Regions from separate parts of the Homo sapiens genome. Here region 2 is linked to region 1. Evidence: chromatin loops called from intact Hi-C (ENCODE). Cell type or tissue: Caco-2. All regions are shown on one strand. Links, peaks and the distances in the headings refer to the core of each region. The heading gives the core; the rest is flanking DNA.

The links. A loop is a pair of places that touch in the nucleus more often than their neighbours do. Peaks named below come from ENCODE experiments on the same cell type or tissue, not always from the same donor. Only the 100,000 strongest peaks of a DNase experiment are listed, where the experiment ranks them.
Region 2: a loop joins it to region 1, with 2.5 times the contacts of the local background. A loop is called at or near these places in 1 of 110 quality-filtered maps.

The regions. Positions count from the first base shown.
Region 1 is chr5:62,714,411-62,729,759 of GRCh38, reverse strand. No RefSeq gene overlaps it. Among named protein-coding and RNA genes, the nearest start is that of LRRC70, 140 kb to the right of the region's middle. RefSeq lists an enhancer at 10,866-11,606. In Caco-2, for the core only: no CTCF peak of the experiment used is centred there; a DNase peak (open chromatin) is centred at 9,629.
Region 2 is chr5:62,772,359-62,787,707 of GRCh38, reverse strand. It overlaps the pseudogene ISCA1P1. Among named protein-coding and RNA genes, the nearest start is that of LRRC70, 200 kb to the right of the region's middle. In Caco-2, for the core only: a CTCF peak has its summit at 8,588 (motif pointing right); no DNase peak of the experiment used is centred there.

The sequences.
Region 1 (15,349 bases), core at 6,669-11,668:
TGTAAGTTCTGGTTATTTTAAGCTATTCCTGTCTCTTTGATGGCACTGTAATGAAAGAAACTCAGAGTTTTTTTTATTCTCTCATTAGTGTTTCTAGCAAAAATAAAAAATACTCATTTGTGGAAATTTTCCATTACCTAATATATCCTTTCCATAAAAGGATCAGTTTAATGAAAGTATTCATCAGTATACAAAGAGTAGAAGCCAACTACCCAGCTTAAATCCTCATTAACCAAAAATTACTTAGGTTTTCCCATTTCCCATGAAATCAACATACAATTCATCTGTTGATGGATGTGCAGCAACAAACCATTAACAACAAACTCTTGAATCTCTATGATCCCTGACCGCATGTCTCCAAGCAGTAGGGACCTATCTGGAAGACCTAAGAATTCCCCCAAAAGCCAAGATCTTAAAATACACACTACACTGGTCTGAAATGTGACTTTTGAACCATTCCTTTGGTTAAAGTAAGTGTTTCAGAATCAGATAAAGTTGGAATCTACACCGTTGGGAAAAATGTATGCCCCTAATCCTCATATAGAGGGATCTCCCCAGAATGATACACCCCATACTCTCATTCACTCCTCCCAGTGGAAGAGTTTGGAAGAAGGAACTGGCCTCATCATACTCTGCCAACCTTCTCTTCCTGTATTTCAGAAACAAATCCTCTAAAAGACAGAAACAGACCACTTATGAGCCTTCATTATATTTTTTACATTATTTAGTTAAACTTTTTATTGGAGTATAACACACATACATAAAAGTACACAAGTCTACAGTTCAATAAATTTTATTATTTATTTATTATTTTAGAGACAGGGTCTCACTCTGTCACCTGGGCTAGAGCATAGTGACACGATCTCAGCTCACTGCGGCGTCAACCTCCCAGGCTCACTAATCCTCCCACCTTAGCCTCCCATGTAGCTGGGACTATAGGTACGCACCACCACGTCCAGCTATTTTTTTTTTTTTTTTTTTTTTTTTTACTTTTTGTAAACACAAGGTCTCATTATGTTGGCCAGGCTGGTCTCAAACCCCTGGTCTCAAGTCATCGTCCTGTCTCAGCCTCCCAAATTGCTGGGATTACTGGCGTGAGCCATTGCACCTAGCCTAATGAGTTTGTTTTGAGTAAACTTACTCATGAAACCACCATCAGATCAAGAAATGAAATAACACCAACATCCCAGAACAGTTCCCTGTGTCGTCTTCTCAGTCATCCTCCAGAAGTGGCTTTGAACACCAGAGATTAGCTTTGCCTGTTTTTGAGGTTAAATATAAATGAAATCCTAGAGTATTTCACTCCTTTCGTGTCCAGCTACTTGTGCTCCACATTATGTCTGTGAGACGATCCATGTTGTTGCTGTGGTTTCAGTTTGCTTAGTCTCTGCTGTGTAATATTCCATTGGGTAAATATACCACAACTTATCCATCAGACTGTTAAGACAGATTTGAGATATTTTGAGTTTGGGGCTGTAACAAATAATGCTACTGCGAACATGCATGTACATGTTTTTGGTGCACACATACACAAATTTCCATTGGCCAATTTACCTGATTGCATTTTGACTCCTGATAAAGATGAATCAATGGAGTTCCCTGCCAGAGGTCTATTTGTTCAGCTCATATCCACTGAATGATACACTACAGCATCTTCAGTTCCTGTTGACTGGTTCCAGAGTAGAATGAGGAAACATTACTACCCACAGAGAACTCGATCATCACTGTGCTCAGCTGGAGAAAGAATTACATGGCCAGCCCACTGGGCTCATTACACTCAATGGGATTTTGTAGAAGAGAACAGCACCTTCCATGAATAGAAATGAGCCGTGTGATGAGGCTAGATTTGATGGAAGGAACCAGACTTTTCTAGGGGATGCCTTGAGCATGAAAGCTTGGGTCCCACCTGCTATCTTCCCAGCCTAAGGACCAGTGTGAGAGACCATCAGCTTATATAAGACAGAGACACTGGCCACACTCTGCTGTGTGTGGTTTGGGTTGTTTTACTGCCTCTCTGCTCCAACAAGCCAGTGGGGAAGAGGAAAGCTACCTCAAATGGTGCCAAGAGCCCAGCAGGGCCCCACTGTGTCAGGGCTGCCTGCTTAGTGACAGAGAGGCCTCCCTGCCCAGAAAACTGGCTTGAACAGACCGTCACAACAGAGGCCTCTGTGATGGGTGTTGGTGGAAGGCCACAGCGACACAGAGAATTTGCAGGAGACATAACAACAGAGGTCTTCTCTCCCACTAAATATTATTCCGTGGGACATTCTGCTTCATCGTGCCTCCATTTTTGACAAAGAGGAATGTCCTGGTGCCCACTTATTTCACAGGCCCTTAGGCAGAGGACTGACCAACTTGACTGTGGGAGGATTGCTGACTCAGCTCCTGTTACAAACATCAAATTCAATATTGTATCTGGCCATGAATTCTTCTAAGTATTATTCCTTAAATAAAATTAATGATTTTGAGATATGGAAATATGTTATTGATATGATTATTAGTAATAAATATCAAGGTTAAAAAAAGAATTTCCATTTATCAATAAGCTAAGAGAATGCATGTGCATACATGCACTCACACATACACATACACATACACATACACATACACATACACATACACATACATACACACACACACAGAGCACCTCCCCCACCACAAATGGGGCCCAGTACCCTCTCATAAGATGAGAAACCAGTCCTGATTCCTCAGTCTAGCACGGAAGAGGCCTAAACTCTACATTATTTCATTCAGTGAAGATTTATTCTAAAATAATTATTGAGCACATAATGTATACCAAGAAATTCTGAGATTGCCAGCAACAGAAAAGCACTTCCTCCAGTTAGAGTTCTACACTCTGAGTGGCCATTTGCATGGAGTCTCACTTCTCAGAGAGTATCCTATAGAACACTTATACTCAAGAAACTGCTGCAAAAGGCTTCTGTGGTCAAGTAAGCCTTGAAATATCTACCTAACATATTCCTTCTTGGAGATTCACTATGAGTAATAATATATTGAAGGCTCTGAGAAGTTCCACAATAAATAAGCTTGTTTAATTTTTCTTAACCTAACATTTGGCAAACCGTTTGATCTTAGAATCCTTTCTCATCTAACACTATATTCCTGGACCACAATTTGGGAAATGATGTTAAAAGACAATCGTTAAAGAGACCAGGTTAGCTCATCCAAATGTCTTGATTTGAACCAACTTTGATACAACCAAGTGCACAAAAGAGGGCCCTGGCTGGGCAGTTGTTTCCAATGACTCACTGAGCAGCCTCTGCCCTGTTCATGAATAAGCAAGACACCTTATAGTCCATCAAACTCAGTTTCCTTGTCTATAAAATGTAGACTACAATTAATATACTTACTTTGAAGAGTCATTGCATTAGACAGAAGGTATGTTAAGTCCTTAGATGTGTAATAAAAGCTATCCATTATTATTATCCATTATTATTACTAAATCTGCATAAGCCACAGTCTCCCTTCATGAGAACTAGTTCCCTAGAATAAAGATCTATCATAATGATGTATGTACCTTTTTACCACTCACATTAAGGACCACAATCATTATGTCTACTAGCAAATGAGGGCGATCTTGGCACACACAGAACCAGCTTCTTACAAAGGATCACTTCCTTTCACCAAGGCCCTCCTCACTTTCTAGAGGGGCACTTTCAATAAAACTATGCAATGATGAAAATGTGGCTAGTGGCTTTGAATCAGGCACTTCTAGACACTTTTCGTTGTCATCGTGCCTTTTTTCTCTTCTTCCCAAATATGGGTCCTCCACAGTTCAGGTAAAGCCCTGGTTTTCTCCAATATTGTGGCCTGTCAGTTTGCAAGGGCTGTTTATAACTAGGGTTTATGTTGAGCTTTGGTAGAGGAGGAAGCTGTCTTTTCAGTTCATCTGGAGAGTTCTGGAGCAGGTTCTCATACAGGTAAAACCCTTGCACAGGCATAGTGCCCTCATTTTCTCACCATTATTAACTTCTTCAGATTATGTCCCTGAAGGCAATTATTTAAATGAAAACATGTTATGTATGAGATGATATGCATGAGAGACATTATCCGTGAAGAATGCCTTTGTTCCACTCAATTCATCAACTCCATGGCAGAGAACCGGCCATAATGGAATGAGACAGAAGACAGATATGTTCTAGTAGAAACAAATTATAAAGAACACGGACAACTTGTCACATAAAAGACTAATGCAGTAGAATGGCTATTTTGGAGACAAAATATTGAAAGGGAAGAATACAAAGTTCTAGTGACAATTTTTGAACCACTTCGAAACTATCCCCATATGACTTCATTTATTTTTGTTTTATCCTCTCCACTAAATAGTCCTTGACTGTGGAAATCTCTAAATTCTATTTATCTTTTATTCTCTCAACCAAGCCCCTAGTGTAGGACATTATTATCTGCCAAACATGCCACCTCACAAGGCCATAAAGTCAGGACATACCCAGAGGGCTTTGGGGTTTTAATACATCCTCTGTGTCAGGCGAGACCATAAACTTCAGCTGAAGAGGATAGTTTCAAGTTTCTTAAAATAGAATACAGTTCCATCAAAGTTTCAAATCTGAAAGATAAAATCACTTATCTTTCTAAGCAATACTTTAAAAAATTACACTGCTCATGTTTATTTAAAGAGTGATTATAGGGCTATTGGTAAGATATCTTTGGAGTTAAATATTCTGTATCAAGCTTTATGGTAGTTCTAACCCAACAATGCCAAGATACTGATGCAGTTAGCTCACTCTTCTATTACTTTGTATAAAATTTAGCAAAGGCTCTTGGGAGAAGAAGACATGAAGGTAGAAGATGGTGGGAGATGGGAGACAGGTGACAGAGAGATGCATACATACATATCCATGGCACATACATATCCCCATATGTATCAGAGCAATACATCTTCAGTTCAAGACTTTTAACATAGGCTTTACCTCAACATAAATGTAAAAGATACAGAATATGTAGATGATGGGGGAGAATGAAGTTGCCTCCCACATCACAGAAAAAATCTCATCCTTGGCTTTTTGAAAACATAAGTCATTTAAAACTCATTTTCCTTTACCAAGTGCTACCCTCAGGAAACTTACATCACTGAAGCCGAAGCTGGAGGAAACAGACAGAAAATAGCACATACACAATTCAGGCAAAGTAGCACATAGAGAATTCCCTGACAGGCTGAATATGGATTAATCAAGGAAGTCTTGAGGTTTCGTTTCAGGAGAATTTTTAGAACAGGATAAATTCCTTTGGAACTATCTAGTGAATCTCCTTGGGAGTCAGCAGATGAGCCAGAACAAATCTTTCTCAACCCTCTTCCATGTGTGTTGTCACTGGGTTGGAAAGAGCACTTACATGGCAGTCAACTTTAAGTGGTGGCTGCATCTCAAGCCTGCCAGTTTGCCAGCACTGTGCTTGGTCCTGTTCCTTTTCCCTGTGCAGATCTATTACAGACAAGTTCCCAGGACATAGAGTAAACATAGAAAGCTTGGTTCCCTCTCAACCTTCACTAGGATGAATCACTTTAATATACACTAAAGGGCTGAAAATTTTTAAAAAGCAATATATGCTAATCAATAGGGCTTTAGAAAGTCTCTGTTCCTCAATTTTGTTTGACTGTCAAGGGAAATTTGTTTGTAGCCTAAAAATGTACTAAGAAGAAAGACTAATAATGTAGAAGCTAAGCTCTGCCTGAACCAAAGTCATTGCCAACAGATGTTATCTCAAAGCAATTATCCACTGGGGTTCTGTGTCTTCTGATTCCACATAATGAGGTGCCAAAGAATGGGGCAGCCAGACAGCTGATGCAGTCCACAGAGATGCTTATAAATGGAAAAGGTTTGGGACTCCGATCTCATGGCCTTTGCTCCTTCTGCTTCTCTTGTTCCTAATCAGGGCTATCTTAGGGGGCATTTGGATCTGCAGGAGCAGCTGGGAGGGAGTTCTCATGTCATTCTGAGTTGATAGGCATGGCTAAGAGATGGCCTGACCAGAAACATCTTCACCTGACTCCAACCACCAACAAGATGGAAACCCTCTCTTTTGAGCACCTGATTGAGGTGAGTCCTAGAAGTCCTCTTTTTGAAAGCAGGAATGATAGAGCATTGTGTTTAATGCTACTAGAAGATGTTGACAAATAGCACGGCCACATAAAGCAAATTATTTTGTTTCATTACCTAAAAGCATTCCTCCAGAGAAAGATAAAGTTTGATTGGGGAGCAGAACAGGGAACTTAAGGCCAGAAAAGTCCCAAAGCTAACACAGTTCACCTCAGGGCATCCTTGCATCATTCCTTGCGAATGACAATATAAAATTAGCCACTTTTGAGCCTCCATGATAGCCACCGTCTTTTGGTGGCCTCGTATTAGGCATTTGGCTGCACAGGGAGGGCAATAAACTGACAAGCCTTCATTATGTCAATCATGTTATGCCATGAAGTGGAAGATGGCAGGCGATGGAAGATAGGTGAGAGTGAGATGCATACATATATACCCAAGTATTCATCAGAGCAATTTATCTTGAGATTCATATACACAAGCTGACCTTCAAAGTTCTTACTAACACTGCTATCTATCCAGAGGGAAATACTGTTAGAAAAGGTGAGGTCTATGCTACCTCTAGAGGCTATCCATGATAAGAATTGTTTCACTTAGCGGAAGCCAAGAATTTCTATTCTCATTTTTAAGAGTAATACTTTTTCCAGAGCTGAAAGGATGCCTGTAGCTCTCATCTTTAATAACCTATGTTCTTACCCTTTGTGTGACTGTCTAGCCTACTAATGACTTTCTCTAATCTTTGACAGTATTGTCTGTCTTTTCAAACTTTGGCATCTTCCAAGATTGGTACAAGGGACTTTGACACACCTGAGCACACCTAAAACCCTCACTCACTCTGCTACTCTCTCCTTCCTCTTCCTTCATGAGTTGGATCCTTCCTCTCCCCAATTATCTAAGTCACTCCTTTAGTTTTGTTTCCAGTAGTTTTCTCAAATACTTCTCTACTTAGAAGATGGGCAATTAGCATATATGAATGACTCCCGTAAACAAAATGTCCATAACTTCTCCTGATTCCAGCTACTCCATCACGCATCTGCCGCTATGTCTAGACTTCATGACACCTGAAACACTGCCATCATAGACACTGCTGCAGCGTGCATGGGCTCTCTCTTCCTCATGATGACACGAAGTTCCACTTCAGACCTCAAGGCGGCCAGTTCCAGTACAGTGCCCATCACTGTCTTCCTTGGTCTCAATAGCACTGCCCAATAGAAATACGACGTAAGCCCCATCTGTAAGTTTAAATTTTCTAGTAGCCACATTTAAAAAGTAAAAAGAAATGGGTGGGAGTAACTTTAATAACGTCTTCTCTAACTCAATATACCCAAACATCAATATGTAATCAAGACAAGAAAATTATGAATGAAATATTTTACCTTCTTTTCTTCTACTACCTCTTTGGAATCCGGTGTATATTTTACACTGCTGGGACATCTCAATTTGAATGCTTATATTTTCATTAGAAGTCCTTGGGTGGTATCTAGGTTTCATAAACTTTACAATCGAAAAGTAAATTCCAATACACAAGTTGTTCCAAATATGCTTAAACGTTTTCCAATAACCAAATCAGTATCCATTTTAAAATTTAAATTAATTAAAATTTAAAATTCAGTTCTACTTACAGCATCCCCCTGAGAGGCTGCTCCTTCTCCTATGGCCCAGGTAACTTCAGAATCAAATGGAGGTATTGCATTGTTCTTGTTCATCAATGATATTTCCAATTACGCTTATAACATGCCCACCTTCTTTGAAGCGCCATCTTCTCCTGCTCATCATTGCCTACTGACCTCCTAGTTCTTCCCCTTCATTTGCCAGACTCTGGCATCTGGTTTCCTCTCTTCCTCTCTACCCTAAGTCCTTCCACTCTTCTATTATAGATGACCTCAGTGCTCTGTGTCACAGCCAACACCTGGCCTCAGACTTTCCAGACCCCTGAATTTCAATGACCTTTAATTCCTTTCATTTCAGCTACCCACATCCACAACTGCCTTCTAGAATTTGTCATAATCCCAAAATACTCCAAGCCTCATATCAAATCTTCAGCCCACTCCATGTCCATGCTCCCTAAAATGTCCTAGACTTTACAGACGCTTGTCCCTGGAGACTTCTCTTTCCTTCCAGTCCATTGACCTAATTCTTGCACTTACAGCACAGTGGAAGAGTAAGGAAGAAATTTCTTGTAACCAAACTCCCTGGGGTTGCATCTAAGCTCTGCCACTTACTAGCTATGTGGCTTGGAGCAAGTTATTTAACCTCTGTGCGTCTCACTTTCCCCCTGTCTAAAATGAGGATAGCAACCCTATCAGGTAGCTTCTGTGAGAAATCAAATACAAAGCTTTTATTATCATGCAGTCATTATATAAATTTATTAAATAAATGTTTCCACCCAGCCAGGGTAAAACAATACTCTCCCTAGCAAATCAGTTGTCCTTTTTCTTTGTCCTTCTACCCCACCCGCTTGGCAAAACCTCAACCCTGATCAGTGCTGCTATCTACCTTCTTGTTATCTACACCCAAGCAACTAAGCCCTACTGGAGAAAATTGCAGTGTGATGCAAACTGGCACTACCACAAATGCTGTCACCAATGTCAGCATTACTGGATGAGCAGTTTTCTTGTACCATTCTCCACACCTAACAGGCTTTTCCCCAGTTGGAACTGAAGCCTATGAAGCCAGGGCAAGCACAAGCAAATCTCCAGTGAGAAATGTTGGGAGAACTGAACACTAGTCAGAAAACAAACGGATTTTTTTTTTCTTGAGTTCAAACTGTAGCAACAGTTATGTTATAGAAAAATGTAAATGGCCATTGCCCAGCCTAACCCATCTAGGGGATAAAGTTTGTCCACAGACTCACGGAACTAGGATTTTGTAGTCACAATAGAGCAGTGTGAAGCAAGAACAAATTAACAAAGATGTGGGGAGGAAGCTGAAGAGAGGAATTCTTTTGAAAGAAAGTGAGGTTCTTAACAGCCAGACTGGGCAAGCTCAAAAGAGAAGTGTCACTGTCCTTACTTTCAAACATGATACACTAGGCTGAATAACAGCCCCCAAAGATGTCCACATCCTCAAAGGGAATGTGCAGGTGTTATTAAGGATATTGCGGTAGGGAGAATATCCTGGATTATTCTGTGGGCCCCAGATGTCACCCCAATAGACTGTCAGAGGGAGATTTGACATTGAAGTAGGAGCAGGTGCAACAGAAGCAAGAGATTGGAACAATGTAAAGAAGGGGTCATGAACCAAGAACTATCAAGGCAACCTCCAGAACCCAGAAAGGGAGGAACTAGCCCTGCCAATACCTTGACCTTAGCCGAGTAAAATTGACTTTGGACTTTTGAGCTAATGAACCGCAGAACAATAAATTTCTATTGTTTGAAACCAGCAAGTCTGTGGTCATTTGTTATGTCAGTAAGAGGAAACTAACACACGCACATAGTATAGAAAACCTCAAGTGCTGCTGGAGCATTTCCAGGTGACAGATTCAGCCTGTGCCGTGCATGAGGGAACACGTGTGGGTTTAGCCACTGGGGCTCAGCCCTGGTGCCGAGGTGTGCCTCTAGAGGCCAGCCTGAGGACAGCCATGCATCAGCTGGGCCTGAGTGAATGTGGCTCTGGCAGAAGGTGCTTTCTTCCAGGAAGCGGCTGCTCAGAGGGAAAAGCAAGCACAATTTGTCAGAGAAATGGACACTTTCAATGCCCCCAGAACGAATGGACTGTTGACATATCTTTCACATCAGGGACCCCACGGGACCAAATCAAATGATGTATGTTAGAAAAAAACCTTTAGATAGATCCTAAAGAGACAATAGACAGTTTTGGCCTGACGTACAGTAAAAAAAAGGCCAGACCCAAAGAAAGAAGCGGGTGAAAATGTTAAAATTCAGCTAGGCCCGCTTCAGAGGGAGGGCAGAGAGGAAAATGCAGCCCTTCAGCCCCTCTGCTGCTGCACAGACAGGCAAAGAGCAGTGTTTCTGCTGCCTGAAGGCACGCCAGGCCCCCGAGGCTGGAAAGAATCAGAAGCTAAGTAAAGGGAAATTTGGAGGTCAGTGGGGTGTTCACTAAACCCCTGAGGCACAAGTTTGGGGAGTACCAGGCTCAGCTTCAGTTCAGGAATGTCAGGGTGATTCTCCAGCTGAAACAACTCCGGCACAAAGCAGCTCAATGATCCAAGGAATTGCAAAGCCAGAGCGAGTGGAGTGGTGGTGGGGTCTGCTTTTCTCCTTCCATTTCTCTGGGCACAGGGGCAATTGCTGAGAATGCCTTAGGATCTTGAAGATGAAGACACTCAGAGAAGCTGGGATAGTGGATATTACGAGGAAATTATTCACTTCCGCACTTGATTAATAACTTACTCGCAAAATATACCTCACTTCCAAGCACAGCACAGCCACGTTTTTTGCCCACCTCCACTGAGCAATTGCTCTTATAATTGCAGGAAACATGCTTCTGTAAATTAATTACAGGTTTTCAACCACAAGCTACAAGAAGGGGAAAAGAGCAATTTATATTGAGAATTAGAAAAGAGTGCTATCTGACCAGAAAGAAAGCTGACTTCTCAACCAGAACCTTAAGGTTCCTTGAGGGAAAACAGATCTTCAGTGAATTTAACCCCCTCCGCACTACAGATTTTCTCCTGATGTTCCTTCCAGTGGTTGTGGACTATTGAGTGGCCCATCAGTCCGAGCCTTATGGCTGTGGCCTCCTTTTTGCCGGCTCACAGGGCAGGAGGCATCTTCTCCTGCATCTAGAACAGTCTCTATATGTGCACAGCTGTTCCATCATTACTTAATAACAGAAAGAGAAGCACTAAGCCATAACAGATTTGTAGTCATTAGTCCAGAGCTACCATATTCTAGGAAATCAAATTCAAGGAACACCTAATTACAGACAACTCAGATCAGGGTTGAAGCCTCTTAGCAAAAGCTTCATCAACCCAGTCCTTGATGGGCCAGCAGGTGATGGAAATCGGGGAAATGGAGTCTGGTCCAGAGAATCTTTAAATGTCCTGTCTTTGTTTTATTCATTGCATAAGTCACATGCCAAGGAACATTATCCTGTTGTTTGTTATTTAAAAACTTTAAGTTGAGGTCCTTGTCCCACACATCCTACCCTCCAGGGGTCAGCACTGCCAAGGTCACTACCAGCTCTAAAGGTATGTTCCTTGGAGACTCTCTGCCTCTCATGGTCCTCCCTCTCAAGTTGTTCTCTTGGAATGACTCGTGGAGTTAATCATTTTCCCTTGAATTTCTCCAGCAACTTTGCCACCACCAACCAAAACAAAATAAAAAACAATACTCTCCCAAGTCATTAGCAGCATAAGGAATCAGAAGGGTTTGCAATGTGGCAAAGTAAACAATAAACAATTTTAGAATGGCTATGAAAGATCCCTGTTCTCAGAGGGCTTGCTGGGAGGGTGGGAGAGGAGTAAGAGACGAAAAACTACCTATTGAAGTAAAAGGTACACTACGCAGGTGACAATACACAAAAATCCCAGACTTCACCACTGTATGATTCATCCATGTAACCAAAAACCACTTGTACCCCTAAAGCTAATGAAATAAAAAAAATTTTTTTTAATAAAATGAAAGGGCTTGCCCCCTCTTCCACTAGCAAGGCCTCTTGCTCCACCCTGTCCCACAGGCTCCAACCTCCTCTGACACGGTCCAGCCTCACCCACTCCATCACACAGACATCTACTGTAGGAGACAAGAATATGCCATCCCAAAATATGCCTCTTTGGCATAAGGATTATTTTGACCTGAAGGCAATTGGGAAGAAGTAGATATAAGAAAAGCTCTCTGCCCTCTTCCATTTGCCTACAAGGAGGACACAAATTTACAAAGGAAAGGTGTCCTCCTCCCTCACTACCAGGAAGGAGAAAAGTTGACCACTGATTCAACATTAGACCCTTTTCAGCCTGTGCACAGCACCAGAGGAATCTGCATAACAAACTTGGCTAACTCCCACATATGCGCCTTCCCACAATTTGCTGCCCCTAGAGACTCAAAGTCTTTTTCCTTTGTCTTAACACTTCTCTAAAAACATACTGTTTTTTGTTGAAGGTGCCATATAAGCCAGAGGTCTAAGCCACATCCTTGAGAATTACTCATTCCTCAGGTATCTCCCATGTGTATATGAAATATACATGTTAATGCACTTCTGTTTGTCTTTCTCTTGTTAATCTGTCTTTTGCTGCAGGGGTCTGTCCCAGCTAAGAACTCAGAAGGGTAGAGAGAGAGTTATTTTTCCTTCCCTTCAAGGTCATGTGAGGATCACATTCCTCCAGTACACACTACCGGGGCCTCATCTTTCTCCCCTAAGTGGATTACAAAGGTTTCCCTAAATTAAGACAATGCTCTTTTTAAGATATTTTCTGGCACCAATTACTAAGATGAAAAGTTTTTCATCCCAATATTACTCAGATCTGGTTTAAACTGGTTCGTTACTTTGGGGAGTTTTAAAAATCCTACTTGTTTTGCTTTATTTTTAAAAACAAATTAATGTGATTTGTTGCAGTTTTTCATTTACTGCTGCATTTGGCTCAAGTTTCTGTTTATAAATAAACATACTCCGGTTCACCTACTCCATGCATTTTTGCTTTAGATCATGTTTTGACAAATTCTGACAAAGTTAAAAAAGAATTCAAAGCAACCAACTGCCTCTACTTCAAACTTATGTTAAAAAGTTTAATTTTATTCTTGCTAAGAATAACCCAGGAAAGGGGCACTCATAAATATTAGAAAATCTTTTATCTAAATACAATAAAATATTTCACTACCATTTGAAAGTAATTGTACTGAGTGTAAGCAGAAGTTTATATTGAGTTATTAAATTAGTAACAAACTTACTTTCTGCCAATCCAGGAATAACAATTGAACCTATAAGTGATATCACACATACTTGGCTATCGCACTGCCCTAAAATTTATTTCATCTCATGGTAAATTTTAAAAAGCAGGAGAGGGAAGAGAAAACACGATTTTGCTAACGGTGGGCAGATTGACAACACTGTTGTGTCCTGGGAATCCTGAAGTTTTGCTATTTTGTTTTGTTTGAACTCTTCCCTGTGCCCTCCCACCTCCCTCAGAGAAGACTTGAAATTTCAGGTCTCCACTTTCTAGTGATCTCCTTAAAGAGTGAGTTTTACTTGAGTGGAGGTAACTAATTTAGTGAAAAAACATGGATATATGGGCGTTGGAATTCTGGCTCTGGCATTTCTAGCCGTATAAGTTTGCACAAGTTATTTCACCTTTTTGAGACTCAGTTTCCCCATACATAGTTTGGCATTATCAGAAAATTTATCCAAAATTTCAAAATAAGCAGAAGGGATTACCAGGAGTTCTTTCATTATGGTACTGAGTTTGTTTTTCTATTGTCTGGGATATCTTTCAACTCTGTAGGCGCAGAGTTTAAATCGCATGTTTTTGTCCAGTAGAAATGCAAATAATTTTTATTTGGTGACAGATATAACCATAAAGATGATGGTTTAGGGCTTCATTGAACATTACTCAGTTTTGTGTCTTACCCAGCAATCTCATCTCAACATTGCCTACAAGCTCCCTCCCCTTTCAAATGCTCTCTGATGTATCATTAACATCTTCATGGTTCTTTCATTAATGAGGTAAATAAAATCTTTGATGTGTATTCACTTTATATTTGCATAAGACTCATGATTTTATCTTTCTGAAAATTATGCCTTAATAGAGGTAATCATCTCTGTTACTTTGGTTTATGAAAGGATTCAATAAAGTGATATAATAATAAAAATAACAATAATAATGATGTTTATATTTTATTGACTACTTACTCCATGCCAGCACTGCTCCTAAACATTCTTGTTATATGTGCTAATTTAATCCTTACAACTCTATAAGGTAAACATAATTCCCATCGTATAGACAAGAAAACTGTGGCATAAAATGTTGGAGAAAGTTACCCAAGGTTACAGAGCTAGTAAATGTGACAGCTGGTATACAAACTCTTCAAAGAAGGCAAGCGACCTACGTGTCTCCTACTTGGCAAAAGCCTTTCTCTTCCTTTTTATGACCTCAGCTGCCTGAAGACAATATGGCAGTTAACAACTCATTGCCAGCCAAGCATAAGCCCAGCCATTCTCCCAGCCAAGCTGTCCCTTCACCCAGTCCTCTTTCATGCTCAGCTCCAGAACACCACCTCCAGGGAGGGCCCTGGCTGCCAGGGAGGCTCCTTCCTCTGAACTCTGGCACTAGTCTTTAAGAAATTAAATAGACTGATTGCACACTGATAGTTATTATACCAGGATTCCCCTTGAAACACCCCACCCCACTGGGGACTGCAGGTAACTTAAGGGAAGACAAGGAGATATCTGGAGAGTTTCTTTATGTCACAGTTCTCAGATAAAAACTCTTCACTCAAGGATCAAAAACTGATTATTCTGAACCAGGCATATACAAAGGAAAGGGAGAAGGAAAGATAAAATAATCCCTTTCCCACATGCAGAACATAGTGATAACCGCTGAACATTCCAAAAGAGATAGAGAAATCAGGTAGCCCCAGTAACCTTCACCTTTAACCTAGAGACATACGTTTGCAAGGCCCATTCTAACTTCTCTTACAGATTGTTCAGCATCTGGTGCCTTGTGGTGAAGGATCCCAACTTTTCCAGCCATCCTGAGACCTCAGTCTCTCCCGTGTTCAGCATCGAAAGACCTGAGAGAGAAAAATGACTACAAGACTGCGGCAAATCACCTAAGGGAGGTCATATCCTCTAAGTCAGGAGTCCTCAAAGTGTGGCCCACAGACCCTTGCAGGTCCCTGAGACCCTTTTGGGTGGTCCATGAGGTTGAAATTGTTGTCATAATAATACTAACACATCATTTGCCTTTTTCACTGTTTTCGACATTTGCAGAAGCACTGGTGGGTAAAACTGCTGCCATGTTAACAACAAACCAAGGCAGTGGCACTGAGATGTACTGATGGTCATCTTGTTCCCCACCATGCACTCACAGTAAGAAGAAAAGGCCAGTTTCAATAAAAATCTCCTTGTTGAGTCAGTAAAAAACAGCAATTTCATTAAATCTCAGCCCTCACACATTATTTTAATAAGCTTTGTGTCAAAACAAAAAGTGCACAGAAAGCATTTCTGCTATCTTGAGGTTGTCTCAAGGAAAAGCATTTGTGTAACTGAGTTGCGAGCTGAACCAGCTGCTTTCTTCATGGAGCACCATCTTTATTCTTGAAAGCATGACTGACAGACAAACTGGTTGGTGGACATTTTCTCAATACCAAAACGAGCAAGCC
Region 2 (15,349 bases), core at 6,707-11,706, 58 kb before region 1:
GAACCTTTTCAAATTTGACTGACATGTTAAGACTAGCCCAATTTGATTTTTAAAGCTTTTTTTTTAAAATTAAGTGGCCCATGCTTACGAACACCCATATTAATATGCATAGAAGATAACTTCATATTTAAATTCTCAGAAAGTAAATACAAAGCTGTAACCCACCTCAGGCTCAACATAATAACACTTATTGAGAACTTACCATGTGTCAGAAATTATGCTAACTACTTTACATTATATTTAATCCTCACAACCTAGGAAACAAGAGTATTATTATCCCCATTTTACAATTAAACTAAACTGAAGCAAAGAAAGGTTAGGTAGCTTCCTCAAGATCAAGCAGATATTATGTGGTGAGAACTGGATTCCAACTGTGCTTTTTCACAGTGGAGCCCCCAGTCTACCAGGAAGCCATAGCAGAGCACCTGTACATAGGGTTGTGGGGTCCAAGCACACTCCTCAGCCATTTTTCACACCTAGATATTTCCAAAGACATAGAACTTCGAGTACGAGTACACTTATTGGTCATCCCATAATAACAATGGAAAAATATGTTAAAGAGGTGCTATTCAGTGAAAAAAGTAAGTTATAGGAGAACTGAGAACATTATCATCCCATTTATGGAAAAACAAAGACAGATGTTTTTAAATAGGTCTATCATTAAATATAATAAATATATGGTTCATAGATGCCAATGTGACTATAAGTAAATATATTTGTAGTCATAGTTTCTAGAAAGATAAAAGAAAAATCCGTCAATACAGAGTTCCTCAAAGAGAGCCCTCAAAGGAGTAAGAAGCATTTATTTTCCCTACATACTCTAGACCATTTGAATTATTTACCACAAACTTAAATAAGTTATCACATCAATTACACTAATATCCCATAAGGAAGCAAAGGCTGAGATGATAATTGAATAACTTTATCATGAAAGAACATTCCTGGCAATCCCAAATGTACCTAGTCTGGAATTTCTTCCAAGGTTATTAGTTTTAAATTCTTTGTTTTTTTAATCTTGCTACCTACATATGTTAACAACTATTAGGAAAAAAAACAGCAGCCATAAAATACATATTTTAACTTAGCTTCGTTAATGTGTAAATTAAATGCACTCAATAAACAAAATACATATAAACTGTCCCACTATAGGCTTTAAAACTTGTCAGCATTTAACAATCCACAGATAGCAAACACTTGACCAGTGAAGACTGATAAAGCTATAATTTAGTTGCTGATTCAAGAGGGACAAGTATTAAGACAATAGCTTCATTCTTCCATATATCCCAGTTATGTTGATTTCAGCAGGTTGTCTACATTCTAGAAGCAAACTATTTTAGCAGCAGTTTGTGTGGCAGCACAAACAGTACCCAGAATAGGTTCAACTACAGATCTTGGCACCTATCTTGTTAACTAGCCATGTCTTGAAATGGAACATCATGGAAGGCTTTGGTTGCCAAAGATGAAGTATTTGGATTTTATTGTTCACAAATGCAATGTACTGTGACTAATGTGATACCAAACACTAAAATCCAAACGAGAGTCTAGAGATGGTGAAGCCCAATTCAAAGTGACTAGCTTTGGCAACAACTTGTTGGAGATCAAAATATATAGATATTAAATTCTCAGTATCTCTTAATAGAACTGGTTGAATAAATTAAGGCACATTCATATACTGAAACACAAAGCAGCCATTAAATTCATGCAGAACATTACAGAAATCAATATTCCACCTTATCGTAAAACTTGACACTGTTTCCTCCAATGGTCATTTAACACCAGTGTCATGAACTGCTGAAGGCATAAAGTCTCACATACTATACACCCATACATTCCTCAGCAAGCAAGAGGAGTTTGCGGCTGTCGCCAGCATTCCCAGTTTAATTCTACACCAGTCCTAGGAAGTACATGACGTTCGATGTCCTGCTAAGTATGACCAGTGTGCTTCTGCTCTATCTGCCAAGGGTCTTGCGCCATCTTAATTGCACAGAGTGATATTCACATCTCACCCCAACTAGTCTCTTTTCTTTGCTTATTCTGTTGCATAGCTCCTGAAGCAGAAATCATTCTTTGATAACAATGCTATATAACATGGTGGTTAGAAATGTGACACTTTGTGGATCAAATAAGCCTGAGTTTGAATCCAAGTTCCACCCCTGACTACTCATAGGATTTTGGGCAAAGTACTGAATCTGTGACTTAATTTTCTCATCTTCTTTTTTTTCTTTTTTTTTTTTTTTTTTTTTTTTTGAGAAGGAGTCTCACTCCGTCGCCCAGGCTGGAGTGCAGTGGCGCGATCTCAGCTCAATGCAAGCTCCGCCTCCCGGGTTCAGGCCATTCTCCCACCCCAGCCTCCGGAGCAGCTGGGACTACAGGCGCCCGCCACCACGCCTGGCTAATTTTTTGTATTTTCAGTAGAGACGGGGTTTCATCGTGCTAGCCAGGATGGTCTCCATCTTCTGACCTCGTGATCCGCCCACCTCGGCCTCCCAAAGTGCTGGGATTACAGACGTAAGCCACCGTGCCCGGCCAATTTTCTCATCTTTAAAGTATAACTGATAGGTATATTACACATGGTTTAACGGATTAAATGAGATAATGTGGGATGACTGTGAAGTATTAGCACAGTGCCTGGCAAATAATAAGTGCTCAGTAAATAATAGGTTTTAATTCTAGAGTTTCTGAACCTTCTTCATTACATGCTTTTGCCACCTTTTCATCATATCTCCAAAGATGAAAAATGTTCAAACCATTACATTGATACAGTAAAAGAATCTCTTGGTCAAAAGCACATGTTAATCTAGATGGAATTTTATTAGACACTCAGAGAAGGTCTGAATTTCTTTACAATAGAGAAAAACCTAAGTCTAATGCTTATGTATTTGTGCAGCGGAGCATGTGGCGTATAACAGTAACATAGTCACTTTGTGCCGAGTTTGGTTAAAATTCAAAAACCTTAAAAACTAACATAAAATACACATGAGATTGCATCTGGGAAAATTGAATCAAATTAGTTTTCAACTTTCTGTGCTTGCAGGGACAGGAAACTGAATAAATAAAATCCATAGATCACACAAACAAAAGGAAATCTAGTTTAAAACAAGTTAGACCTCTTCTAACAACAGATGCTGGAGAGGATATGGAGAAATAGGAATGCTTTTACACTGTTGGCGGGAACGTAAATTAATTCGGCCTTTATGGAAGACAGTGTGGTGATTCCTCAAGGATCTAGAGCCAAAAATACCATTTGACCCAGCAATCTCATTACTGGGTATATACCCAAAGGAATATAAATCATTCCACTATAAAGACACATGTACACGTATGTTTACTGCAGCACGATTCCCAATAGCAAAGGCTTGGAACCAACCCAAATGCCCATCAGTGATAGACTGGATAAAGAAAATGTGGCACATATATACAGTGGAATACTATGCAGTCATAAAAAAGGATGAGTTCGTGTCCTTTGTAGGGACATGGATGAAGGTAGAAACCATCATTCTCAGCAAACTAACACAGGAACAGAAAACCAAACACCACATGTTCTCGCTCGTAAGTGAGAGTCGAACAATGAGAACACATGGACACAGGGAGGGGAATATCACACACTGGCGCCTGTCGGGGGGTGGGGGGCTAGGGGAGGGATAGCATTAGGAGAAATACCTAATATAGATGACAGGTTGATGGGTACAGCAAACTACCATGGCAGGCGTATACCTATGTAACAAACCTGCATGTTCTGCACATGTACCCCAGAACTTAAAGAATAACAATAACAACAACAAAAAAAGTTCACCCTCTTCTAAAGTCTTCTGTCTCGGAAGATTGCAAATGTTACTCATTTCAGTTTCATTTGCAACAGTTTCAGTTGATTTTCAGTTTCATTGCAAATGTTACTGATTGCAGCTGAAAATGAAATCTCCCAAGAAGAGGAAAGAAATGAAGGAAGCAAAGAAATAATAATAAAGATACTAAACAAAGTTCAACTAACTACTGGAGAGTGGGCAATGCCACGGAGCTCAGTGGTCAGCCCCTAATTATAAGGAAGTCTCCCTCATTTCAGATAGTTCTGGAAGAAGAAGGCAGTCCCAGAATAGCCCACATTAAGCAGCCCGGAAACCCACAGGCTCCCCAGCTTTGCTCAGACTTCCTGGCTTCAGGAAAAGAACCATCTATAGCCCGAGTAAGTGATGCTGGCCTTACCCCACCCACTCACTCCTCCTTCACATGTACCTCCAAAAAAGTAAAAAGCAAGCCCATGTCACAACTAGCAGTCATGAACTGAATCCACCTAATAGATGGGTTTTGTTTGGCTTGCAGAGTTTAAAAGGGAAAAAAAAATTTGGTTGCCAACACTTAGAATGGAGAGATTCCACACAAAATCCAGATCTCTGGCTCCTCTTAAAATTTTAGAATATTTTGCAACACCAGGCCAGCATGCCCAGTGGGAATAGGTAAGGGAACCCTTTTTTAAATGGAGTGTACACTCTCCAATTTGCCATTGTCCCCACCACTCCTTGTTCTGACACCCAGCCCACCACACTCATTGACATTAGCTGTCTGGCACTGGTCGATATTTGAGTGCCCAGAGCCCACTGGTCATTAAGAACAGCAAGCCAGATGTGCCAAATGTCAATAGCAACCAATATGTCTATTAACTAAAACCAAAAACATAATAGCAGAGAATCTGATCATTTAATGGAAAAAAAAAAACCTGGGCTGGCTATTAAAATATATGTTTCTTTCCTAGGACCACAACTGTGTGAAATTAGGCAAGTTAACTAATCTTTCCTAAATTTCAGTGTCCTCAAGTACGAAGTGGGGATAATAATACCAATGTCATAGCATATGTTATGGAAGATAATGTATGTTATTTTAAAGTCCTTTATAAAGTAGAATAAGTTAAATATAGATTATGATACTGAATTACTCTAAGCAATAGTTGACACAAGAATAAATGAAAGTTGTACCATAGATGTTTAATGTTACCACACACACAGAAATAAAATCTAATTCATTGACCTGCTGATGATTTCATGTTATTCTCCATACTTTGTAAATTCAAAATGTATGCACTTAAATGCTAGAGCCACAATTTAAAATTCTTTGTTAGCAAGAGAAAGAAAACTTAAAAAAGGAAAAAATAATGCCTTTGTACCTCATTATTCTTAGGATTAATTAGAATTTGGGTCATAGATTCAGGTTTTCTAAAAGTTAATGGTATATCAGAGGAGCGTAACTGAGGATTTGGAGTAGGCACAGATCATTCACTGTACATCTGCCTAGAACTTCATTAAGCAATATCTGGATCTGATTGTACCCATAAAATTTCTGTGCCCAAATGAATTTCAAATTAAGCTTCCTAAAGGAACGAGAGTCTATTAAATCCCTTCCTCCTGGAACTGCGGGCAGTATTTAGGAGATGAGATGACACTGACGGAGCACCTTATATCAGGCTCCCTTAATAAACCAAATAATTTCAAACCTTGGGACACAAATAACATTAGCAGAGGCAAGGCGATGGCCAGAACGGGAAGCTGAAATTCTGAAACAAGCAAAATTTTTCACAATTTCCCTTCATCAGGCCAACAGTCACAGTGCTAGACAAAGGGAATTTGTCTTAATAAGTGATGCGTGAACTGCCTCAATCTTGGTGCCTGCTCCACAGAAAGCCACTGTGAACCTCCAAGAAACTACGATGTCGTCCAATGCTGCCCCCAACAAATGATAGGGACCTTGACCTGGGCATACTCTGCCCACCTCCCTCAAAATCAAAGAAGAAGTGATCTTCTTTGAGAATATGAACTAGAAAATACCCAAGATAAAAGGTATTACTTTATCTTTCTCATAGCATTTAACTGCAAAAAAAAAAAAAAAAAGGGGATTTGTATGCATGTCTATCTCTTCTAGCTGTAGGGCCCAGTGCTAGTGTATAGTGAGCACCCGATTCATATTTCTTAAGTTGTGCTAAATTGTCTTCATTCTCCATTTTCTGACTTAGCAGCACAAACGACCTAAAAACCTCCAAGCACTTTATTTATCTGGGACCTCCTCTTTTGGGCCATAGAGTGAATTATGGTACTGTGCTCACCACGACTCGGCAAAATGATAAAACTTTGAAATATAAGACTTACATCAGGCCGGGCGCGGTGGCTCACGCCTGTAATCCCAGCACTTTGGGAGGCCGAGGCGGGCGGATCACAAGGTCAGGAGATCGAGACCATCCTGGCTAACACGGTGAAACCCCGTCTCTACTAAAAACACAAAAAATTAGACGGGCGTGGTGGTGGGCGCTGTAGTCCCAGCTACGCGGGAGGCTGAGGCCGGAGAATGGCGTGAACCCGGGAGGTGGGGCTTGCAGTGAGCCGAGATCGCGCCACTGCACCCCAGCCTGGGCGACAGAGCAAGACTCCGTCTCAAAAAAAAAAAAAAAAAAAAAGACTTACGTCAAACTGTGCACAGTGGAATATCTCCTGGATTCTGTAAAGGCAGATTGATAATGCAATCATGGTACACCACCACTGATACTGCTCAGCCCTTAAAATTCAGGCTAGGAATGGGAGGAGTGGGATTCCCCAGCTCCGCTCCGCTCCTGCGCTCCCATCGCTTCACCGCTAGGAAGCAGCCTAGCCAGCATTCCCACAGGGTTGGAGCTGGAACTGCACACTGGAGAGTTAAACAGACCAAGCATTCAGTTTCTGCCTCAGGCACTCACTGACAGGGCAAATACAGAAACTTCAATTCCTCGTGTCTTGGTTTTGTCATCTGTAAAATGGGATAACAGCTCTTACCATAGGACCCCTGCAAAGAGTAAATGTATATAAAGGGCTTGGCACCCAGCCTGGCACACAGTAGTGGTGTAATAGATGCCACAACCCTCGTGTAGGGAGAAGAGACGTACAGTGACCCCGAGTGAGCTTGAAGATGACGCTGTGATCAAGCTTGGAGTGGGCTTCCAGGCACACTGGTGTCACCCCGGGCTCTGGGGCCCAAGGCAACACTTCTCAAGCCTTTCTATTGGAACACCACTAACTGTAAAGAGCGGTGAATGTATGCCCTGGGGCCTGTTGGAAGCTTCCAAATTCATTCTTGTTTTGTGGTAAACCTCCATGTCTTTTTAATTTGCTCCCAAGCAAATTTGTCTTGGTTTTAATGTCAAAACAATACGGCCTCCTCCTACATCTCTGAGAAATATGAACCTTTAGGGAGGCGTGCTATAATCATATGGTGACTTTGCTGACCCGTCGGCACCTTCCCCACACGCCTGAGGATACATGTGCCTCAATGTGCTACCACGTGGGACTGCCCTTCCATTAGCATAAGTAAGAGTGTGGGTCCACCTTTGGATATTGTAGCGTCTCATGATTTTTTTTTTATTTTTATTTATTTTTTTTGAGACGGAGTTTCGCTCTTTTTGCCCAGGCTAGAGTGTAATGGCACGATCTCGGCTAACTGTAACCTCCACCTCCCCAGTTCAAGTGATTCTCCTGCTTCAACCTCCCAAGCAGCTGGGATTACAGGCGTGTGCCACCATGCTTAGCTAATTTCATATTTTTAGTAGACGGGATTTCACCATGTTGGTCAGACTGGTCTCAAACTCCTGACCTCAGGTGATCTGCCCACCTCGGCCTCCCAAAGTGCTGGGATTACAAGCATCAGCCACCGCGCCCAGCCAGCATCTCATGATTAATAAATAAAATGCCAAGGCCCTGAAAAACTTTTGGAGAAAATGATTTTCTCCAAATCACAATGTGGGAGGAGATAGGCTAAACAGGGACCAGCTCTCTGAGCACAGCCTACTTTCATCTCTGGTCATAAACATCATAAAAACAGAACACAACACATTCGTGAACAAAGTTAGACCAACCATAATGCCAAAGTGATCTTAACAGAATCACAAATGTCATAGGCACCCTAAGGGAATGTCGTAAGGCATCCCTTAATGTCATAACATTTGAGAGAAGTGCCTGCTGTTTACCAAATACAGGTGAATAAATAAAGGAAATAAATAAATAAATAAATGTGCATCAGTGGCTCAGTTTGGGAATAAGGATGAAGAATTTGCATTCGAAATCCTCATAAAAGTCACATTAACCAAAGTTATGTTTCCATAAGACATAGTATTTGCAGATTGGGTCATCTGTACTGACCCTATGTGGCTGTTTCTGACCAAAAACATGCAGATTCCGACTAGTTCATAGCCCTTAGACAGGAGTAGCTATTGGTAAACATTGTAACAGCTGTAGGGAAATTAGACTTTCTTAATACTTAATATACAGAATGACAATACTACATGTACATATTTTGAAAAAAGAATATATACACTTACAGTGAGACAGTTTCAAACTATTTCGCTGATGAGAGGTACAATGTAAGTTATAAAATAATATCTAAACTCAAATAAGCACTAATATTAAAAGATAACTACTCTTTTACTTTTTAACTAAAATATTCAGGTGATTCTTAAATCGAACTTTAAATGATGTCCATGATATGTAAATCTTAAAAAAAAACAAATGGTATTTTCGTGTCTTGCCACAGTAGAGATGATCAGATACTTACCTCTAGGGGGAGCTCAAGGCTTTGTCTCTACTTAACGTTTTCTGTTTTCCCGGTGTTGCATGACAGAGCCCTTGGGATCTCTCCACTTGGGAAAAGATGCTCCACCCCATCCCTCTCATCCCCTTAAAAAGTTGCAAAAATTTGGGGTGGGAGGAGATGCTCAGGAGAAAAAGAGACTCTGGGAAAACTAATGGGCCAATCTCAGCCCACTAAGTGGTTATTTTTCTCTTTGGGGATAAAGCCTAACCATTATAAACCCAGTGTTTGCCTGGAGGATCCCCTTAGCAAATCCCTCAAACTACCAGTGGCAGCAGTATGAAACTGTGGACATTCATGCCCCATCATCCTTGGCTTCTTAGGATTACTGACTAGCACTCTTAGCACTTGTGGCTATATAAATACCGCTTTAATTTATACCAGCATTTCTCAAAATGGACTTTCAAAGAACACCAGTTTGACTGTAAGTTAGCAAATTTTATGTAAATAAAGGGTTGTCTGTCACAGAAGTTTAGAAAACACTGGGTTAAACTAAGTTCAAAAGTTTTCCTTTGTGCAGGACTTTTCATAGTCTGTAATGCATGATGACTCTCCAAAAGAAGGGACAAGTAGGAAGTGTTTCTCAAGTCTATATGACCACAGGTCTCTCTTTTAAGAGCTTCCTCTTAGGCCTGTTAGAACACTCCCTCAGACATTTTGCTCACGATTGCTGAGGTCGTGGTTAAGAAAAGAAGCACAGATTTGTTTTTTGTTTTTTGTTTTTTTAAACAACTCAGCCAAGTATATTTCAAACAAAAAGGGAGAGTTTGGTCTGAATTATCTGGATATCTGCTTCAATTAGCCATTCTAATTTACATGTACAATGAAAGCCTTGGAGTCCCACCTCCCTGCCATCACCTAATATTGTCTATGATAGGGAACTCATTAGGCCAACAGCATACAAAAATTTGGATTTATACTCAAAAAATGACTATTTACATCACAAAATGAGATTCGCCATAAAACTCCTTAAATCACAGATTCTCCCACCACATTTAAAAAATGATGCTACAAAATAACCATTAAGTTTACCCACTTACACATACTCAGCAAAACTCCTGGCTCACAGAGAGACACAATTGCATGTGGCATTGCACAGTGACCACTGCATTAAATACACACAGATGTAAACCCCTTCTTTTTAAAAGTTTTTCATGTAAGCTTTTTTCAGTAGGACACAAATTTTTTTTTATTATTCTGCCTCACTGTTTTTCTACCACATCTAGGCAAGTACAATCTGCATAAAAAATTGCTAGTCATGCCATTTTGCTACCCAGGTAAGGTATGTTAAGGCCATGTTGCTACTACTAGTCACCGTCTTCATGAGATGGGGTAGCTGGGTGGTGAATACAGTGGTCCTGGGGGAGGTGGATCAGGATCACGGACAGGCCTTTTTAAACTCTAGTTCTTAGGCAACTGCCGTCAGATTCTGCCCTCAGGTGAGAGCCACTGCTCCATGGTGTTCAAATGACAGAAAAAAAGTTGTATCCCAAAGAAATATTAGAGCAGGAAAATTATTACAAATCAGAAATATAGGACTACAGTTTCCAAAGTGAAGTTACATACTCCAGAAAATTTTAAAATAATAGAATTTCTGTTCATACTTTTATCTCAAAAATTAGAAATTAGACTTTCTTAGTATTTAATATACAGAATAACAATACTATATGTATATGATTTGAAGAAAAAAGGAATATGCACACATTTTAGAGAGAGACATTGTCAAACTATTTTGCTAATGAGAGGCACAATTTAAAAGTTGGGAAACCAATGCGCCCGCCGTGTCCGTGGAGAGAGGCTGAGGCAGCCAACCTCCGGCCCCAGGCACCGGGGCGCCGGGACGGCGAAAATGTCGCCTTCCTTAGTCCGGGCAACTGCCCGGGCTGTGAGCAAGAGGAAGCTGCAGCCCACCCGGGCAGCCCTCACCCTGACACCTTCAGCAGTAAACAAGATAAAACAACTTCTTAAAGATAAGCCTGAGCATGTAGGTGTAAAAGTTGGTGTCCGAACCAGGGGCTGTAATGGCCTTTCTTATACTCTAGAATATACAAAGACAAAAGGAGATTCTGATGAAGAAGTTATTCAAGATGGAGTCAGAGTATTCATCGAAAAGAAAGCACAGCTAACACTTTTAGGAACAGAAATGGACTATGTTGAAGACAAATTATCCAGTGAGTTTGTGTTCAATAACCCAAACATCAAAGGGACTTGTGGCTGTGGAGAAAGCTTTAATATTCGAAATCTCAGGACTCTTCTGGCCGTAGGTTCCAGGAAAGCTCGTGGAAGCTTTGGGGCTCACTGCAGAAATCATGTGACTGTCACGTGCTGGAAAATAAAGTGATACATCTTGAAAATGAAGCCAGTGTGTTGGATTCCGGAAGAAATGATATTTGTATTCTCTGTAGGGGACAAAATGAGAAGTCATCACTCTTTTTGGATCATTTAGATCTCTTGCATCCTTTGTTTTAGAACCAGTTTCATTAAAGTTGCCTTCCTGGACACCTGTTTATCCCTTTCCTGAACTGTGTGCACTCCTTAGATCGCTATTGAATGGCTTGAGCTTCCCTCAGCATTTCTCCCAACCAGATCGGCGACTCCTAAAATCCGAGACAGGACGTCCTGACTGCTGGTAGTAATATGGTGGTGCATTGTTTTTTCCACCCGAACTTAACATAGCCTTTTTATACATTTTTATGAAAAATTTCATTGTCAGCTGCCTCATTGTATACCCTTTAATAGTACCAGGCAAAGATTTTCTTCAACTATAGTACAGATTAGTTCTGAGTGATGGTATCAAAAGGTGAGAAAGACGTCATCCACCTGTTTTTTAATCCATTTCTTTTGCCACCCTATATGTCTGTTCAGAGATGGGATCTCAAGCTGACTTTGATTCTTTTAGTTGAGGAGTCTCTTAAAGCCATCTAGCCCACCTCCCTCAATTCCCTATGTGAGGAAACAAAACCCCAGGGAAGCCAAAGGGCTCCTCTCCACCCTGACTCTACAGGCCGGGGGAGAGTAGGGACTCTACCCCTCTCTCCCCTTCCTTGTAGGTGACACATGCTCTGCCCTCTGAGGCAGTCAGCGAAGGCAAATGGTCTGACTGCTTTATGTGGTCAACATTTTAATAGAATTTCTTTATAATTTGATACAGGTTATATTATTTTTATTTTATTTTGAGTGGGAAGAATTTTAAAACCTTTTTATGTGAATTACCTCTTGTTTCTTTCACCTTTGAAACAGTGGTTTGTAGGAGAGATGACATTGTAGCAACCCAGAATTCTGCTTTTGGAATGTGGTCCTCACTGTGCAGGAGAACATGGGGATCTTTTGTTAAAATTCCCAGTGTGCATACACTTTCTGGTTCCTCGGTCCAGTTGCTAAAGTTCTTAGTATTTTAGCCTAACATATTTATCACCAACTTTTCTTTAAAAGTGTTCCTTTTGTCACTTAGTTACTGATTTTCCTGGGTTTGACATATTAAGTATTCTATGAGATGATATATATGCTTTTTTTGAAAGCTGATTCTCATGAATTCAAGTAGCTGAGTTCCTTTATGTTTAGTTTATTCACTAAAGTAGCTGGCACAAAACACACCAAAACCTAGAGCAATAGCTTTATGCAAATGCTCATGAGTTTGTATCAATAATATGATTGTTGGATCCACTTATAATTCATGCAATACTGTATGTATGTAGAGATTGAGTTGTCAATTTAAAAAAATGTGTCCTCTTTGTGATTAAAAAAAAAAGTTGGGAAACAATGATATAGAGAAAATTATGCCTCTGCAAGCATATTTCAGGTTAATTAGACAATAACTTAGACAGATGTGAGCCTGCAATCCAATAATGGTCTCCCATTGTCAAACAAATGTCAAGATAAAACTAAACTTATTTCTGAAATGGTTCCATGTTATTATAAGAACAAATTTCACATTTTATTAACACTGTCACTTGAGTAGCAAATAACAAATTTTGAAACTTGGATAGCAAATAGAGAAGGAAAAAAAATTAAAATTAGGCTTTTAAAACCATTGGGTTCATGATCTGGGTTCTCTGCTCAAAAATATCAGCAACTTGTAAATTTTGGGCAGTATTTTTGAATCAACAAATATTAATCAAGAGCTGACTCAACATATTCACTTTTTAAATTTAAAAAGCAACCTGAATATATTTGTTATTTTTGAGTGGGAATGAAGCTTGCAAAGCTTATACGCATATTCAATTGAATTTATTACCAATTAAAAGATGTAAATAATTAATTTGAGTAAAACGTTTGAGTCTTCTTCCAAGACTATAGGGCAGTGTTTACTCATTGCAGAATCTTCCAAGTTTACTCAAACTGTTGGCACAGTTACCTTGAAAAAAATTTTTCCATAAGATAAGTTTTATTTTCCTTGGGAGGGTAAAGTCAAAAGAAAAATTCAGACTTCCAAGATTATATAAAAGTAGAATGAGTTAATATAAATATGTTCCAATAGTCACATGCCTTTCAGATATAAAGAAACACACATGTTCACATAAAAGACTGATATAATAACTATATACAAAATATTTTTGCCTTTCTGTTAAAACATACTTGTCAACTGGTAACATTCGTAGTATACTTTTGGAGATAAATTGAAGGCCTAGAGATTTGTCAATACCTTCACAGTCCATAACATGTTCTAATTCTAGGAAAATCTTATAAGGACTAAGTTCTTATAAGAGCATTTTGTATTATTAATTATTATAGAATTCCACTCCCCTTCACTCTAATGTTGTTACTTATTACAAAAAATAATCAGAGCCATTTAATCATATTATGGAAAATGATCTCTGCTTTTTCCTTATATTCACCTAAAAGGCCCTGCCATAAGCGTAAGATCAGGGTCTGAATCTTCCATAGTAGAAGTAATAACAAAAGAACCTCAATAAAGGATTATACCAGGTACCCTGGTCTATTAATACTACAGGGGAGTAATCCCCAGGCACCATTAACATCAGCACCATGAAGAGTCTCCTGTGACTGAATGATGATTTCTAGGACTCTTCAGCCTGAGTATTGAAGATGACTTCCACCCAGTACTTTGAAAACAAACCTCTCCAGAGGCAGAAACCACTGATTACCATGTGCTGCATTGCATTGTTTTGTTCCTGCTGGATTAAGGTTATAAATTAATTGTTAGTAGACATCTCCATTTTTAATCATGGTAATCTCAAGAACTTTACCCCTAACAAACCACTGGGTTAAGGACTAATTACTCAGGTATTGGCAAAGTCAAACAATCTATATCAAAATTAAAGGGACATCTAAATCAGTTACGGGCATGTTTCAAACTGTAGTAATAATCCTTGTCCTAGTTTTGCCTATCTGGCAGGTGCCAGGTATATGTCTCCAGAGTCTGAAATGCTGCGGTATAGTCACTGGCATACCAGATGATGCAACAGGTCATTCTGCAACTAAAGAAACATGAGGGACTAACTCTAGTTCAACTGCAGATGACATTCTCTGAGCAATCTTCTAATCAACAGACTCCAGACAATAGTGCAGATCTGATAGATCATGTCCCAGAGACAATGGTCTCTCCTTCAGTTTAGACTGAAGAATGACCAGAAGATGGTAACCGAGAATTGAAACAGAACTCACAGCTTGCAAAACTGGACCAAATTGTGGCATCAAGAAAACAGTCTAAGCTCAGATTCTTTAATGGCAACTTGCTCGGGCCCTATCTTCCAAGATAAGACACAGGCTCACCCTAGCTGACAAATTCTACTAGTCCCCATCAGGACTATTCGGTGACTAACTCTAGTCCTCAAAACTCTAGATTTACCCTTCTCTAACTTCCAAAGGGAAGTTACAGAAGGGTAAATTGAAGATGAACTTCCCAAGGTCATCCACGGTGTGCATGCTTCCCTGCTGAGGCAAACTATTAAATTTAACCCTTTTATTTTTACTGTAGCTGTGTTTCTGACGGTCTTTGGTCAGGGGGTCTTAGCAAAGGCCATAAAGTCACCTTGAAGCATGCTGAGTCTTGATAAAGAGGGTTTGTGGGTAAGGTGTATTTTTTAAGCAAAGGAGAAAAAAGAGAGGGGACCCAGATAATTGAACATAGAAAGAAAATGGGGCTTCTTCATCAATATCAAATTCCTAGGCCCTGCAACTTCCTCATCTATGCTGCTTCCAATGAATAGAGAAACCATAATAAGGCTCTTTGTAAAATAATTTGATGCCTAGTCTAGTTGCTATATAAATATCAGTGAAAACAACAATAGCAATACATTTTCATACATATATAGAGATATATAGTAACTTATAAGTTTGTAACTTATAACCTATGATACTGGTGCTGTTCTCATTTTAAAGGAAATCTCAGAGGATCTAGGCACCTAAATTACTATCACGCAGCTTTAAATAGTGCAACCAGAACAGAAACTCAATTACTAACCACCATGATAAACTCCTTTCCATTTTTTTTTCCAGATTTTATAAAATAAGAATCTACGTCACCTTGTGCATAATAGCAAAAAAAATTTGGAGACAAGTTATTGTTTTAGAGGAAACAAAGTTCACTTTTTAAAAAACGTAGATTGGGCACCATGGCATGTTCCTGTAGTCCCATCTACTATGGAGGCTGAGGCAGGAGAATCGCTTGAACCCAGGAGTTCCTTAAAGCTAGGAGTTCGAGGCCAGCCTAGGCAACATAAAAGACCCTATCTCTAAAAAAGAAAAACTTAAATAAAAATAAATACATAATAAAATAAATGTTGTGAACAAA